Linked DNA regions of Homo sapiens: region 1 is linked to region 2. The links are chromatin loops, found by intact Hi-C in ENCODE. Cell type or tissue: dorsolateral prefrontal cortex. All regions are shown on one strand. Each heading gives the region's core, and the rest is flanking DNA. Links, peaks and the distances in the headings are about the cores only.

What was found. A loop is a pair of places that touch in the nucleus more often than their neighbours do. Peaks named below come from ENCODE experiments on the same cell type or tissue, not always from the same donor. Only the 100,000 strongest peaks of a DNase experiment are listed, where the experiment ranks them.
Region 1: a loop joins it to region 2, with 3 times the contacts of the local background. A loop is called at or near these places in 1 of 110 quality-filtered maps.

The regions. Positions count from the first base shown.
Region 1 is chr18:60,813,640-60,816,569 of GRCh38, forward strand. No RefSeq gene overlaps it. Among named protein-coding and RNA genes, the nearest start is that of MC4R, 440 kb to the left of the region's middle. In dorsolateral prefrontal cortex, for the core only: no CTCF peak of the experiment used is centred there; no DNase peak of the experiment used is centred there.
Region 2 is chr18:61,307,208-61,310,137 of GRCh38, forward strand. No RefSeq gene overlaps it. Among named protein-coding and RNA genes, the nearest start is that of CDH20, 25 kb to the right of the region's middle. In dorsolateral prefrontal cortex, for the core only: a CTCF peak has its summit at 1,788; a DNase peak (open chromatin) is centred at 1,764; H3K4me3 peaks cover 852 bases; H3K27ac peaks cover 686 bases.

The sequences.
Region 1 (2,930 bases), core at 284-2,783, 490 kb before region 2:
AGGACTTGGATTTTATTTTGTGATGGGAAAGCATTTTTGAATTTATCAAGAAGAGAAAGATGATCTGACAGATTGTTAAAGGATCAGTATGACTGTTGTGGTTTAAATTTATAGAAAGATCAGTCAGCAATATTTGTCACTTTTCTGCAGCCAAGTTCAACTACAAAGGTTCATGGAATTATTCTGATTTAATTGGTGTTGGAATTTCACCAGGCAAGAGAGTTGATGATAAAGGTACTTTTTAAAATTGTAATTGTAGAGTTTAATGTCATTAAACTTAATGTCATTAAGAACACATTGTTGTACAAGGATCACCACTATCCATCTCCAGAACTTTTCCCCTTCCCAAACTAAAACTCTACTCATTAAATTGAAACTTCCCACTCTTCCCTCCCCCAACCCCTGGCAACCACCATTCTACTTTCCATCTCTGTAAATTTGACTAGTCTAGATACCTCATATAAGTAGAATAATACAATATTTTTCCTTTTCATTTGGCTTATGTTGGCTTATTTCACTTAGCATAATGTCTTCAAGGTTTATCTATGTTGTGCATGTGCCAGAATTTTATTCATTTTTAAGGTGAATAATATTCCATTGTGTGTATATACCACACTGTATTCATCCATTCATCCACTGATGAACAGTGGGTTGTTTCTATTTTTTTGGCCATTGTCAATAATGCTCCTATGAATATGAGTGTACAAATACCTGTTTAAGTCTCTGCTTTCACTTCTTTTGAGCATATACCCAGAAGTGTAATTGCTGGATCGTATGGTAATTCTAGTTTAATTTTGGAAGAACAGCCATCTTTTCCCACAAGGACTGCACCATTTTACATTTTCTACCACTGGTGCACAAGGGTTATAATTTCTCCACATTATTGCCAACACGTGTCATTTTCTGTTTTATTTTTTAAAATAGCAATTCTAAAGTGTATGAAGTAGTATTTCTTAGTGCTTTTATTGATTTGCATTTCCTTGATGATTAGCATGATTTCGTACGTTTATTGGACATTTATATACCTCTTTTGTAGAAATGTCTATTTAAGTATTTTGCCCATAAGACACAACAACAACAACAAAAAGAAAACTACAAGGCAATATCTCTGACGAACATAGATGCAAAAATCCTCAACAGAATACTAGCAAATCAAATCCAGCAGGACATCAAAAAGCTAATCCATCATGATCAAGTAGGCTTTATTCCTGGAATACAAGGTTGTTTCAACATAAACAAATCAATAAATTTGATTCACCACATAAAATAATCAAAAACAAAAAATACATAATCATCTCAATTAATGTGAAAAAAGGCTTTTGATAAAACCTTTTCATAATAAAAACCCTCAACAAATTAGGCATTGAAAGAACATACCTCAAAATAACAAGAACCATCAATGATAAACGTACAGCCGTAATACTGAATGGGAAAAAGCTGGAAGCATTCCCCTTAAGAAACTGAACAAGGCAAGGATGCCTACCTTTATGACTTCAAAATAGTACTGGAAATTCTAGCCCAGAGAAATAAATAAAAGGCATACAAATAGGAAAAGAAGTCAAACTGTTTATATTCACTGATAATATTATTCTGTACCTAGAAAACCCTAAAGACTCCATCAAAAGGCTCCTAGAATTGATAAATGACCTCAGTAGAGTTTCAGAATACAAAATCAATGTAGAAAAACCAGTCGCATTTCTATACACCAATAACATTCAAGCAGAGAGCCTAATTGAGAATTCAGTATTGTCTGTGATGATCAGAAATAATAACCTGGAATACCTAGAAATACAGCTAATCAAGAAGGTAAATGATCTCTACAAGGAGAACTTCAAAACACTGCTGCAAGAAATCATAGATAACCAAAACAAATGGAAAACGATTTCATGCTCATGGAATGGAAGAATCAGTATCTATAAAATGGTCATACTGCCCAAAGCAATCTATAAATTCAATGCTATTCCTATCAAACTTCCAACATCATTTTTCACAGAATTAGAAAAATATGTTCTAGAATTCATAGAGATCCAAAAAAGAGCCTGAATAGCCAAAGCAATCCTAAGCAGGAAGAACAAAGCCGGAGGCATCACATTACCTGACATCAGACTATTCTATAAGGCTACAGTAACCAAAATAGCATAGTAATGATACAAAAACACACATATTGACCAAAGGAACAGGTTAGAGAATGCAGAACTAAAGCCAGACACATACAGCCATCTGACCTTTGACAAAGTTGACAAAAATAAGTGATGGGTAAAGGACTCCCTATTCAATAAATGGTGCTGTCATTACTGGCTAGCCCTATGCAGAACAAAACTGGACCCTTACCTTTCACTATATACAAGAATTAAATCAAGATGGATTAAAGATTTAAATATATTACTTCAAACTATAAGAACCCTAGAAGAAAAGTGACAAAATACCCTTGTGGACATTGTCTTTGGGAATTTTGTCAAATGCTCTTTCTGAATCAATTGAGATGATTATGTAATTTTTGTTCTTCATTCTTTTAATGTGGTACATCATACCTATGGATTTTTGTATATTAAATAATCTTTGTATTTATATACTAAGTGAGAATAAATCCCACTTAGCCAAATGTATAATCCTTTTAATGTGCTGCTGAATTCTGTTTGCTAGTATTTTGTTGGAGACTTTTCCATCAATATTCATAAAGGACATTGGTCTGTAGTTTTATTTTCTTTTAGTGTTTTTGTGCCCTTTAGTATCAGCATAATGCTGTCTTCATAAAATGCATTAGGCAGCATTACCTTCTCTTTCATTTTGTGGAAGAGTTTGAGAGAGATTGGTGTTATTACTTAAAGGATTGTTAAAACTGAGCAGTGAAGCACATCTGGTCCTGGGCTTGTCTTTGCTGGGAGGTTTATAATTACTGTCTCAATACCTTTATTTCCTATAATTCTGTT
Region 2 (2,930 bases), core at 278-2,777:
TAATGATGTGGTAAATTCAAATAATTGAAAATTTTCAAATTATTACAGAAGAACACTGTCAGTTTTCTTTTTATAGATAAACCAGGTAATATAAAGCAAACTCATCATTATTACCATCATCATCATCACCAACACCACCATCATCATCTGAAGTGATTTTTTCCTTCTATTAAGACTTTTTTGATGAATTAAATTTCCTCTATTACCAATAATACACCTATGTCCTTGTAGACACAACTACATTTACCTTAATATACTTGTCAGAAATTTTTGGCAAGTATCTGCTTGCAATGGTTCTAGGTCATTAGCTCTATCCTAAACTTCTTGAGGAAAATAACTCTGTCTTGATACTTTTTATCCCTTGGGCCTCACACAGTATCTAGCACATAGTATCAATTCAGAAATTGTTTGTGAGATAAGTGAATCACCACCTAAGTTAATAATGTATACTTGGTCTAGTTTTAGAGATCTATGACCAGTTAAAACAACTTCTTTCATAAAGAGTCAGCCTAAACCATTACCAGGATTTCACGGATTGATACTCAAAATATCATTGAGAAGGGAACTTCACTTTGCTTTCCTCTTAAGTAGGTTTTGTTATTTGCTGGGAAAGAGGAAAGTCATTAAATGATCACTTTACTCCATTTCAGGAAAATATTTCCTGTTACTTTGAGGATTCAAATATAATAAGAATATCCCAGTTGGGTCTTAATGTCCCCCAAAATTGCACTTGCCCATCATTTCCCACTTTGCTGCCAGATCCAGAACCCCAGCATGGAGTGGGCCCAGATGTGGGTAGATAGGAATTTAGACACATGCTCTTCCTATTTGCTGGCAATCAGTGCCTGTAGCAGTGAGCCTGGGATGGATGGAATGAGTGTCTAGAGCTCCTGACAGTTGCTGGACTCATTTGCTTTCTCTCTGTTTCTTTCACATGCTTCATTCTTTGTTTTCTGTTAAGGATATGTATTGACTTTGTGGAACCACTGCAGTGAGCCGTAAATGACGCATTTAATGAAAATCCTTGCCTTGTGCTCTGAGAGAGAACACAAACAATGTAGTGCAATCATTGCTGGGCAGTGAGGGGTGTTGTAATATCACATGCATCTGATCCACCATCAAGACAAATGTGCCAATTGGAAATATTTCAAAAGTATATAGTAAAAAATATTAACTAACGTTTTAATCATATTCATTATTTGTTGTTTCTCCTGTCCCTATGGCAGTAATCTTTTATTCTTAAGGAATGGTTACTCTTTTGTCTGAATGCCCCAAATCCTATATCCTAAAAGAAATGCACAAAAGGATTTTGAAAGCTTACCCTTTTTGGAAGGATTATATTAAAATGTTGATTTTCTGCAGAGCACTGTATTTATTGCTACCATGCTTATATTTCAACGTTGAATTTCAAGTTATTGAAAAGAGTATTTTTCTTCAAGTTTCTCTTTCTTTTTTTTCTCTATTTCTCTCTTTAAAAACAAACAAACAAAATAAATAGGATTTGGATTTTTCTAACAATGCCGTGAAGTACAGTCTGAGTGACAAAGTCCAATTAAAAGAGGCACTTGCCAGTGACAGAAAAGTCTCACGGCAGAGTCTGGTCCGAATGAGGCTGGAGACAGTGACCAGGGCCCCGGGGCTCCTGTGGTGTCCTTCACACTAATGGTGAAGGAAAGTGCTGTCACTTGATTTCATATTCCCCAAGATGACTACACACAATGCCTTGGCACGCCATGCATGCGCTTCCTGCTGCAGAATGATTCACAGTCCACCAGCTGGTGTGTTAAGAGGCGCCCCCCATCGCTGAACAGCCCTGAAACAACATCCACACGGTGCAGTCAGTGACAGCCACAGGCTAAGCAGACTACAACTCTTCCAGCTTGCCCTTATCCCACATCCTGCTGAAATGGAGCTTTGCAGGCTCAGAGAGAAGAGCTGGCTCAGTGATAACAGCCTGCAGGTGCACATGCCAGCCCAGCCCCTAACCGAGCAGGCTGTCTTGGTTTCCCCTGTACGGAGCAGAAGTCACAAATGAACCAGTTGACTTGTATTCACATAACTTGAGGCCCTGTCCTCCCTGGAGACAGTATCTTCCTGTAATGCTCTAGTTTTCAACTACTTTCTCCTCTAATAAGGTATCTAAACTCCAGCCTAACAATTTGTCTTCATCGGCATTATTATTCACTACATGAATGAAGGGACAAACTTTCTAGGGTACTATCACTAATGCACAGACTGGGTTTGATTTTGTTTGTTTTTTGGCCTCATCTGACAACCAGAACACATGTCCAAGTAAAGACAAAACTATTCTCTATGTGATACCTGACTAAATATTAGGTCAATTATGATGAAAAAAAATTAGTCAACCACGGTTTGTGTGTCACATAAATAAAAATAACTGGTTGACAGGATTTTGTTGTTATTTATTATTTTGGCTTGACATTGACACAGTGTGAGTTTTAGAAATGGTTACTCATTTTTTTCTATTTATGTCTAATTTTGACAGGTTTCCTGGATTCTCCAGAACGGCATGCTCTACCTCCAGGTATCCTAGAGCATACCCGAGCCTTCTGAGAAGCCTAATTAAAATTGTAGTTAGAAAATCTTACTTTTAGGCATATCTCATCATGGAAATGTTACCATGTGAAGATCCGTGCAGGATGACTAGAGTCCTGTTCATGCCAAATATTATAGAATGCATTATGTTTATAAGATTTTTACTTAAATGACTCCCGAAATTTCCTATAATTGAATAAATTATAAAAATAATACACATACAAGTTGTAGATGTAGAGTTTCCAAAACTATATTTCTAGAAATATATGCCACATCAATTTCTTACAAACTCAATATGCTCATATCTCATTTATTTATTAAATCATCATCTGCTTTATCTTTACTTTTCTGTTTGTTGTATTCATCTCACTAGT